Regions from separate parts of the Homo sapiens genome. Here region 1 is linked to region 2. A link is an interaction called in ENCODE POLR2A ChIA-PET data of the cell type or tissue named here. Cell type or tissue: PC-3. All regions are shown on one strand. Each heading gives the region's core, and the rest is flanking DNA. Links, peaks and the distances in the headings are about the cores only. Region 1 has its middle 130 kb from the start of RGS6. Region 2 has its middle 190 kb from the start of SIPA1L1.

Evidence for each region. ChIA-PET counts read pairs that join two places held together with the same protein. Peaks named below come from ENCODE experiments on the same cell type or tissue, not always from the same donor. Only the 100,000 strongest peaks of a DNase experiment are listed, where the experiment ranks them.
Region 1: POLR2A ChIA-PET joins it to region 2 with 5 read pairs; 4 of 35 experiments call an interaction of 5 or more read pairs at or near these places.

What each region holds. Positions count from the first base shown.
Region 1 is chr14:71,796,337-71,801,716 of GRCh38, forward strand. No RefSeq gene overlaps it. Among named protein-coding and RNA genes, the nearest start is that of RGS6, 130 kb to the right of the region's middle. In PC-3, for the core only: no CTCF peak of the experiment used is centred there; no DNase peak of the experiment used is centred there; H3K27me3 peaks cover 1,016 bases.
Region 2 is chr14:71,128,294-71,133,673 of GRCh38, forward strand. No RefSeq gene overlaps it. Among named protein-coding and RNA genes, the nearest start is that of SIPA1L1, 190 kb to the right of the region's middle. In PC-3, for the core only: no CTCF peak of the experiment used is centred there; a DNase peak (open chromatin) is centred at 2,508; H3K4me3 peaks cover 1,377 bases; H3K27ac peaks cover 1,712 bases.

The DNA of each region.
Region 1 (5,380 bases), core at 315-5,314, 670 kb after region 2:
AGACCAGCCCACCCAACATGGTGAAACCTCATCTTTACTAAAAATACAAAAAATTAGCTGGGCATGGTGGCGGGTGCCTGTAGTCCCAGCTACTTGGGAGGCTGAGGCAGGAGAATCGCTTGAACCCAGGAGGTGGAGGTTGCAGTGAGCCGAGATCACGCCATTGCACTCCAGCCTGGGCCACAGAGTGAGAAATCGTCTCAAAAGAAAAGAAAGAAGACAAAACAAGTTGATTTTACACAATCTGGTGGCAGGATTCTGATTATTCAGGACTGCTTTTGACTTCTTTTACAACACGGACTCTTCCATGAGACAGGCACCAAAACTAAAGCAAATGGTGGAAGGAAGACTGGTGTAGTATAGAAATGTTTTTAGAGAAATGAAAATGCAAAAAGACAGAAATTATGATGTATTTCTGTAAAGTTACAGTGCGTGTGCCTGCTTCTCCTGCCTCCCCATCTACCTCCTCCACCTCTTCCACCTCTGCCACCCCTGAGATAGCAAGACTAACCTCTCCTCTTCTTCCTCCTCCTCAGCCTACTCAACGTGAAGACGACGAGGATGAAGATCTTTAGGACACTCTATTTATACTTAATGAATAGTAAATACAGTTTCTCTTCCTTATGGTTTTCTTAATAATTTCTTTCCTCTAGCTTACTTTATTGTAAGAATACAGTGTATAACACATAGAACCTACAAAGTATGTGTTAATTGGCTGTTTATGTTATAGGTAAAGCTTCTGATCGACAGTAGGCTACTAGTAGTTAAGTCTTCAGGGAGTCAAGAGTTATACGTGGAATTTTGAATGCACGGGGGGTGGCGGAAGCCAGAGCCCCCAACCCCTGTGTTGTTCAAGGGCCCACTGTATTTGCCATATCTCCTTAGACCCCTCTTGACTGTGACAGTTTCTCAGACTTTCCTTGTTTTTTTTTTTTTTTTTTTTTTTTTTTGAGATGTAGTCTCACTCTGTCGCCCAGGCTGGAGTGCAGTGGTGTGATCTCGGCTCACTGCAAGTTCTGCCTCCCAGGTTCACACCATTCTCCTGCCTCAGCCTCCCAAGTAGCTGAGACTACAGGTGCCTGCCACCACGCCCGGCTAATTTTTTGTATTTTTAGTAGAGACAGGGTTTCACCATGTTAGCCAGGATGGTCTCGATCTCCTGACCTCATAATCTACCCACCGGCCTTCCAAAGTGCTGGAATTACAGGCGTGAGCCACCACGCCCGGCCGAATTTCCTTGTTTCTAATGACCTCAGCAGTTTTGAGGAATACTGATCAGGTATATTGTAAGACGTCCCTCTGTTGAAACTTGCCTGATGTTTTTCTCAGTATTACAATGGTGCTGTAGGTTTTTAGGAGAAAATTCACAGAGGTAAAGTGTCATTTTTATCATATCACATTACGGGTACACACTATCAGCATGATTTATGACTATAGATGTTGACCTTGATCATCTGGCTGAGGTAGTGTTTGTCAGATTTCTCCACTGTAGAGTTACTCTATTTTTTTCTTTAATCCTCTTTCCATACTGTACGTTTTGGGAGGAAGTCACTGTGTGCAGTCCACACTTAAGTAGTATGGAGTGATGCCCCCTCCTTTAGGGTGGAGTATCTACATAATTTATTTGTAATTTTTCTGGCGAGATATGTCATTTATTAATTTATTAAATATTTTTATCAGTAGGACTCATGTATATTTCCTTTATTCTTTCTTCCTTTTAAATGCATTTATAGCTATGAAATTCTCTTTAAGCACTGCTTAGCTGCATTCCATAAGTACAAAACTAGTTGTTTTTTTGTTTTGTTTTGTTTTGAGATGGAGTCTCACTCTGTCGCCCAGACTGGAGTGCAGTGGCGCGATCTCGGCTCACTGCAACTTCCGCCTCCCGGGTTCAAGCAATTCTCCTGCCTCAGCCTCCTGAGTAGCTGGGATTACAGGCACATGCCACCACGCCTGGCTAATTTTTGTAGTTTTAGTAGAGACAGGATTTCACCATGTTGGTCAGGCTGGTCTCAAACTCCTGACCTCATGATCTGCCTACTTCAGCCTCCCTAAGTGCTGGGATTACAGGCATGAGCCACCACGCCCAGTGCAAAACTAGTTTTTAACCAACTCCTGAGCAGGTCCTTTGAAGTGAGTACTTGCTTGTCATGTGCTGGGGCTGATCCACAACTTAGACCGAGTGCCATTGTAACATCCTGGTACCTTTATAAGAAGATTCTTTGGCACTTTACCATCCCACTTTAACGAGATCTGCAATAGATGTGCATTTATCTGACTTTTTTTTGAGACTGAGTCTCGCTGGGTTAACCAGGCTGGATTGCAGTGGCACGATCTTAGCTCAATGCAACCTCTGCCTCCTGGGCTCAAGTGATCCTCCCACCTCAGCCTCCTGAGTGGCTAGGACTACAGGCACACATCAGTATGCCTGGCTAATTTTTGTACAGGCGCGAGCCACCATGCTCCGTTTATTTGACATTCCTATGATATTAAGCAAAGTCTCAGGGCAAGAAGTATCAAGTGGTTGTGACATAGCCAGAAGTTAGATTTCAGATGTTCATGATGGTTACTTTTAGTTTAATTTAGGCATATCCTGTGCCACTTGTATAGCTGTAATGTAAGTTAAGCAGAGTAAACATGCATTCCTTCTAGATTATGTGGTTAACTCGGACAAGCATGTGTTACATGTGTGAGGAAGTGTGGAGAGAGGAGATGGGAAATGGAGGGATGGAGATTGTAAATATTTGCAATAGACAAGGCCTGGCTCGTGATCCAGAGAGGAGCCCAGGCAGCAGCCTAAGGGCAAAACTCTTAGGAAGGCACATGACATCAGGAGTATGACAGCTTGAAAATTCTTCTTGGTGCAAACCCCACAAAAGTAGGGGTTGAAGTAGGGTGTGTCCTGGCCTACTTCCTTGTTTCTTGGCTTTCAAGTAAACTAAAGTTGGGCTTTGGCTCTTGGAGGACTGACTGGCCAGCACTGACTCCTAGGGGAAGCTGGTATCCACTGTGCCTTTGAGCCTCCCCAGGGATTGGATACCAGCCATGGCTGCTCTGCCAACTTGCTGTGTGACCTTGGGCAAGCTCCTTGACCTAACTGAGCCTCAGCTTCCTTATCTGGAAAATGAGACTGGATGGGACTGAGTAAATTATCTCTAGAGTCTCTTCCAGCTCTAATCCCCTATGTCAGATTTCATGGCTGGTTTGAGCCCATTTTCCATTATAAAATGAACCCAAGAGAAAACTAGAGTGCTGTTTCTGTATAGCTGCAATGTAAGCTAAGCAGAGTAAACAGATGCATTTACAGTTTTTGGTTTGGTATTTTTCTTCTTTCCTTTCCTTCTCTCCCTACCCTTGCCCATGCTATTCTTCCCTGTATTTTTTCAGAGACCCAAACCTCCCTTAATCTTTAAACTGGGATGACATTGAAAAAGACATGAGGCTTCCCATAAATACTTTAATGAAGTAGAATGACTGTTTTAGTTAGTGAAGGAAACCTCTGCAAACCAGCATGAGAAACAGTTCCTGAGAGTGTGCCTCAATTATGTTTTCATCCAGGGCATTTTCAGTGAACAAAACATAGTTCAATGAAAGAGAAGCAAAGAAAATTTATTTGTACCCATTTGCATTCTCTTCATAGGGTGATGAATAATTCTGGGAACCATGGTAAAAATTACAACAAAGAATTCTGTTGTTACTCAGTTGGCAAACATCACACTTTAGTTCTTTTCCATATGCAAAAGATTAGGTAAGTGGCCAAATACTGTTAGATTGCAAGAGTTTTGTTTGCTAAAAGCTCACTGAATTTTTCATCGATGTTCTACCTGCCCCTCCTGAAAACCACTGCAATGTCTTTTCTGCTGCATATCAGAAAATGCATTAGGGGTGTTTTCTGAACAGGGGGAGCGGAAAAAGGAGAAATAGTGTCAGAGATAGTAAATTAGTGCAAAAGTAACCAACCTAATAGGTTTGGCAGAGGCCTAGTGTCTGCCATATTTCAAGAATGGGAGTCTAGGCCAGGCACAGTGGCTCCCGCCTGTAATCCCAGCACTTTGGGAGGCCAAGGTGGGCAGATCATTCAAGGTCGGGAGTTCAAGACCAGACTGACCAACATGGTGAAATCCCGTCTCTACTAAAAATACAAAAAAAATTAGCCACGCATGGTGGCGCGTGCCTGTAGTCCCAGCTACTTGGGAGGCTAAGGCAGGAGAATCACTTGAACTCGGGAGGCGGTTGTTGCACTGAGCCAAGATCACGCCACTGCACTCCAGCCTAGGCGACAAGAGTGAGACTCCATCTCAAAAAGGGCGGTCTAGAGTGATAAGAGTACAGCATTTGGAGCCAAAGGCCAGAGGTCTCAATCCGATCCCACCTTCAGAACCTTAGCCCTTCCAACTACAGATCTACCATAGAACAACAAATGAGACTTACTTTACATGATTGTTGTGAATGTCAAAAAAAGAATTGTAAACATGCTTTGAAAACAGTAACTCATTTTGTCCACTGTCATGAAGAGGTCATGCTTCTTGGAAACAGAAAAGCATTTCCAACCAACAGGATTGTTGTGAGGAAGGCTGTATCTGGGGACGGTGAAGGCTTCCGTGATTTGTTCCCCATTCTTTCCACAGGTGTCTCTTCCTGTAGCAACGTACTTGTAACCACTGAGGCAAGGCCCCAGGGGAATTGCCACAGGGGGATTTGCCCCAGGGGAATTGCTACAGGTGTGGGAACCAGCCTTGGGGACCCAGACTGGGGAGTTATTTGAGGACCTTGTGATGCACAAGTGAAGGGCTGACACACCACAGGGGCTCAGAAAATGACCACAGCCTGCCTCCAAGGACCATGTCATCCCTCCTTCCTTGCCAGAACGTGTGTTGGTCTTAGATGGATGGTTAAGCCCTTCCCTCTCTGAAGGTTCAAATAAACATCCTAAAGAACTACAGAGTCAGATTCGGAGGTCTAGGAATCACTTTTTTTAGTTAACTCATTTCCTTCTACTGTTTGAGGGTGAGCATGGTCTTGTTCTTTAGGCGTCCAGAGTCCTCACTCCTCCCAGCTTTACTCCTTTCCTTCGATTTTCCATCCCCCATCCCATCCCACAGCCTTCCCTCCCTGGGAGTCCTATGCCCCTCTTAGAGATCTTCATTCCTTCTTATGGAATAAAGAAATCCTAACCTCATGTTCCTGTTATGTTGCAAACTCTGGCTCCTTGGGTTTCCATAGGATGGTAATGGAGGGTTTCCTTTGCTGACTGTAAGTGGTGTGTGGTGGGTGGGGGGAGCAGAGGGGTAAATTGGCTATGGAAGGAAAAGGAAATGTGGCATGTGAAGCGGTTTCTGATTCAGTTCAGGTTAGGTGCTCTACCAGCCAAAATTGGGGT
Region 2 (5,380 bases), core at 243-5,242:
TCCACCAGCCCTCATCACCACACACCAGCAAAGGCAGGCTATGCTATAGTACAAGCCACTAGCCCGCCTCTTAGAACCTCTCATTTTCTTTCCATCATGGAAATCTATCCTCAAGGAAATAACTTCTCAGTGTTCCATCTGCTATTCTACTACTCCTCAGGGATTATTCAGGCCCCCTCCCTTCCCTACACGTCAAGCTCAAGGATTTGCCCCCACCCAGGACTGGCAAATTAGCTTTACTCAACATGCCCTGAGTCAGATAACTAAAATACCTCTTAGTCTAGGTAGGCACTTTCACTGGATAGGTACAGGCCTTTCCTACAAGGTCTGAGAAGGCCACCGCAGTCATTTCTTCCCTTCTGTCAGACATAATTCCTCAGTTTAGCCTTCCCACCTCTATACAGTCTGATAACAGCCCAGCCTTTACTAGTCAAATCAGCCAAGCAGCTTTTCAGGCTCTTAGTATTCAGTGAAACCTTTATATCCCTTACAGTCCTCTGTCTTCAGGAAAAGTAGAACGGACTAAAAGTCTTTTAAAAACACACCTCACCAAGCTCAGCCACCAACTTAAAAAGGACTGGACAATACTTTTACCACTTTCCCTTCTCAAAAGTCAGACCTGTCCTCAGAATGCTACAAAGTACAGCCCATTTGAGCTTCTGTATAGACGCTCCTTTTTATTAGGCCCCAGACTCATTTGACGCCAGACCAACTTAAACTGTGCCCCAAAGAAACTTGTCATCCCTACTACCTTCTTTCTAGTCATACTCCTATTCACCGTTCTCAACTACTCATACATGCCCTGCTCTTGTTTACACTGCCGGTTTACATGGTTTCTCTAAGCCATCACAGCTGGTATCTCCTAGTGCTATCCCCAAACTGCCACTCTTAAGTCTTGAAGTAAATAAATAATCTTTGCTGGCACGACTATGCTGAATCTCCTTAGGCGCTCTCTAATCAGATGTCCTAGGTCCTCCCAATTCTTAGACCTTTAATACCTGTTTTTCTCCTTCTCTTATTCCGTTTAGTTTTTCAATTCATACAAAACTGTATCCAGGCCATCACCAATAATTCTAAATGACAAATGTTTCTTCTAACAGTCCCACAATATCACCCCTTACCACAAAATCTTCCTTCAGCTTAATCTCTCCCACTCTAAGTTCCCACGCCGCCCCTAATCCCGCTCGAAGCAGCCCTGAGAAACATCGCCCATTCTCTCTCCATACCATCCCCCAAAATGTTCACTGTCCCAACACTTTACCACTATTTTGTTTTATTTTTCTTATTAATATGAGAAGACAGGAATCTCAGGCCTCTGAGCCCAAGCTAAGCCATCATATCCCCTGTGACCTGCATGTACACATCCAGATGGCCAGTTCCTGCCTTAACTGATGACATTCCACCACAAAAGAAGTGAAAATGGCCTGTTCCTGCCTTAACTGATGACATTGTCTTGTGAAATTCCTTCTCCTGGCTCATCCTGGCCCAAAAGCTCCCCTACTGAGCACCTTGTGACCCCCACTCTGCCCGCCAGAGGACAACCCCCTTTGACTGTAATTTTCCTTTATCTACCCAAATCCTATAAAACGGCCCCACCCTTATCTCCTTTCGCTGACTCTCTTTTTGGACTCAGCCTGCCTGCACCCAGGTGATTAAAAGCTTTATTGCTCACACAAAGCCTGTTTAGTGGTCTCTTCACATGGACGCGCATGAAACCAAGAAGATGATGAACTAGTTTTCTGAAGTACCAACTTAAATTTTAAATTTTACCATAGGGCTTTGAAAGGGAAACCTGGTATGGGAGACAGGCAGGAGGAGCGCAGGGCGTAGAATCTGTGTGTCTTGTTCGAAGGGCCTTCTTAGATCACTTTTCTCAATATCTAGTTGGCATTGTCGTAACCCACCTGCCCTCCACCTGTTGGTGACTCCCCTTAAGCAGGAGAATTCCACAATGGAAGCTCCATGCCTGGTTTGTTTCAAGATTAGCCTCCAGGATTTCTTAAGCAAAAGCATAATTAGATAAGCATGCATTGTCAGAGGGGAGTGCCTACAGAGGGAAGGAATGAAGAGGTGAGAGGGGAGGGAAGGAAGAAGAAAATGGGCACTTTCTAAAGCTGAGGTTCCTGGTTACAAACTCCCCCACTGTCAAATTGTATTCCATCTCTATGGAATAGGGATGGTGTATTCATTCTTGCTAGTTCCTGCTGAAAAACAGCATAGTTAGGGAGCCATGGAATGGAACCTGTCTTCCTGGAGTTCAAAGTATTCATGAGTCCCTGGGCTTACAGAAGAGATCTGCTGGAGCATCATAGTGGGTGTGTAACAGCAATACAGCCCACAGCAGAAGAATAAACTTATCTCTATAATCACGGCTAAAGTTGTCAGAGGTATTTGAACCAGAGCAACTCGATCTTGAATAGGGGCTGTGTAAAATAAGGCTGAGACCTACTGGGCTCCATTCCCAGGAAGTTAGGCATTCTTAGTCACAGGATGAGATAGGAGGTCAGCACAAGACACAGGTCATAAAGACCTTGCCGATAAAACAGGATGTGGTAAAGAAGCCAGCTAAAACCCACGGCACCCACCAAGACGGCAGTGAAAGTGACCTCTAGTAGTCCTCGCTGCTCATTATACGTTAATTATAATGCATTAGCATGCTAAAAGACGCTCCCACCAGCCATGACAGTTTACAAATGCCATGGCAACGTCTGGAAGTTACCCTATATAGTGTAAAAAGGGGAGGGATCCTCAGTTCCAGAAAGTCTCCGCCCCTTTCCCGGAAAACTTATGAATAATCCACCCTTTGTTTAGCATATAATCAAGAAATAACTGTAAGTATACTCAGTTGAGCAGCCCATGCTGCTGCTCTGCCTATGAAGTAGCCATTCTTTTATTCCTTTACTTTCTTCATAAACTTGCTTTCACTTTATGGACTCGCCCTGAATTCTTTCTTGTGCAAGGTCCAAGAACCCTCTCTTGGGGTCTGGATCAAGACCCCTTTCCGGTAACAAAATTATGAGCAACCTTTTTTCTTCTTCACCAGGAGGGGCCTGTTCTAGATCATGAAGAGGGCCATTGATTTAAGGACATTGTGGGATCAGACGTAGCATTAATTTGCTTGTGCATGTCTTGCAGCGTTGAGGATGTATTTCCAGAGTTATCTGGAATGTACACACAGCATTCAGTCTTAATTATAGTGCACATTCCCCGCTGTCAATTGTACCCAGAGCTTCTGTGGGGATGACAGGTTAGCTAAACATATATATGTGACAGGTTATAGGAGGAGCTACTAATATAAATCAAGGCGAATTCATGACGTGTATCAAACAAATATGCATGTAACATGAACATGACCCATGTTCCATTTGGGGTGGAGACTTAACATTTAAATCTATTACAATTAGGCCCTATACGTCAAAAGTTCTTTTCAGCTGGGTGCAGTGGCTCACGCCTGTAATCCCAGCACTTTGGGAGGCTGAGGCGGGCGGATCACGAGGTCAGGAGATCGAGACCATCCTGGCTAACACGGTGAAACCCCGTCTCTACTAAAAAATACAAAAAAATTAGCTGGGCCTGGTGGCGGGTGCCTGTAGTCCCAGCTACTTGGGAGGCTGAGGCAGGAGAATGGCGTGAACCCAGGAGGCGGAGGTTGCAGTGAGCCGAGATTGTGCACTGCACTCCAGCCTGGGTGACAGAGCAAGATTCCGTCTCAAAAAAAAAAAAATTATTTTCAGGACACAAAGGCATACAAGTGCACAATTTCTCTAAACAGGCCAGAACTAGTGCATAGTCATGATCTCTTATCAGGAGAAAGTTACTAAAATCAGTCTCTTGTCTAATTAAAGCTGTAGTTATGGCTAGCAGAGCAGGGGCTGGGGGTCAGTTCGCATCTAATGGGGTGCCATGTTTGTAACCAGACCCAGGTATGGCTGCTCACCACTTGAAAGCCAAACATGAGAAGTGAGGGTGGTGGAAGGGAAAATAACCCAGTTGTAAAAACCAGCTCCACAAGCCTGCTAGCACTTGATTAAAGCCAACTTTTCCTTCCACCAACTCTCACCTCTCATGTCTGGCTTTCTAGCAGTGAGCCGCTGAACCGGGGTCCGGTTACAACAGCAATAGCTTAAAGTTGAATGGGACTCTTGCTGTCTCTCCTGATGGAAGTTTTTCCCTTGTGGAAACCAGGATCTTTAGACCCACAGAGTCTAAAGTTGCAAGAGTAAGAAGAGCAAATTCTCCAAGTGAGTCACGGGTAAAGATGGTAAGTGGGGCCACTTCTGCTTCTACTTATTGGTTCTCAGTTTCATGAATTCCACCCATTGGGGCCACATAACCAAAATAACAGTCATTGATTTAGGGTGTACCCCACATCCTAAGGGATGCTACCCCATCCTCAAAGAATATTATTTACAAACTGGCATCTCAGCTGTACTTTTAAAGGACCATCCAATTGTACTATCAAGTCACCAGCTTCTACAGTATGTGATAGGATCAGTGGGTCCCATGGTCATGTATTTGGTGAATCAGACACATTATAAATCCTTGATGATACTGTTGGCTGAAGCTATGCAAGCAGAAAAGGCAAAACCCATACCTAGAACATGTGTCAATTCTAGTCAAGATAAACAACTGCTCCCATCTAGAGTGGAAGGGGCTCAGCATGAACAACCAGCCATCAGAGGGATGGCTGCCCTCCTTAAAGGATGGGTATTGTATTGGGGCTCAGCATTGCTTTCTGTTGCACTCAAGTTAAATATTTGGCAGCATCAGTAAGTAGCTAGATCACTCTTGGTGAATGGAATCTTTTTACACGTTTTCCATGCTGCCACCATAGCTATTCCTCTCATGCACCCAATTTTGCCAGCACAGGAGTGGCCATTGAAGAAGATGGCTGATGTCAACTAGACTACTACTTGGTTGGACTACTACCAATGATTTGGACTACTTGGTTTTTGAGTGCCTCCTCCACAGCAGATGCTCTCTGGTGAGCGTTAACTTGCACTCAAAAATCTTTACATTCCATGCCCACTCCTAGAGATCCGTCCATGTGCCTCTACCCCTGTCCCCAGTCTTTTCTTTCTCCTAGGCCCCTGACCAACTAGCCAAGCCATTTGCTATTCCCGTGACTCCATGTTTTTTTCTGGCCTCTGCTCTCTTTCCACATAACGTGGATGACCTCATAGCCTGATGTTTGCCTTGCAATGATTTCCCTCATTACTGTCTTAAAGGACCACCAGCACGGGGCTGTATGGCTGCAGTAGTCCGTTAATGGTTTGCAGATACGTATTGAACCAACCCATCTTGAGCCAAACTTGGCTTTTTTCCTCCTCCATCAGTTGGTTGTAAGGGATTCACCCCTCACCCCATCGGCCATCTGCGT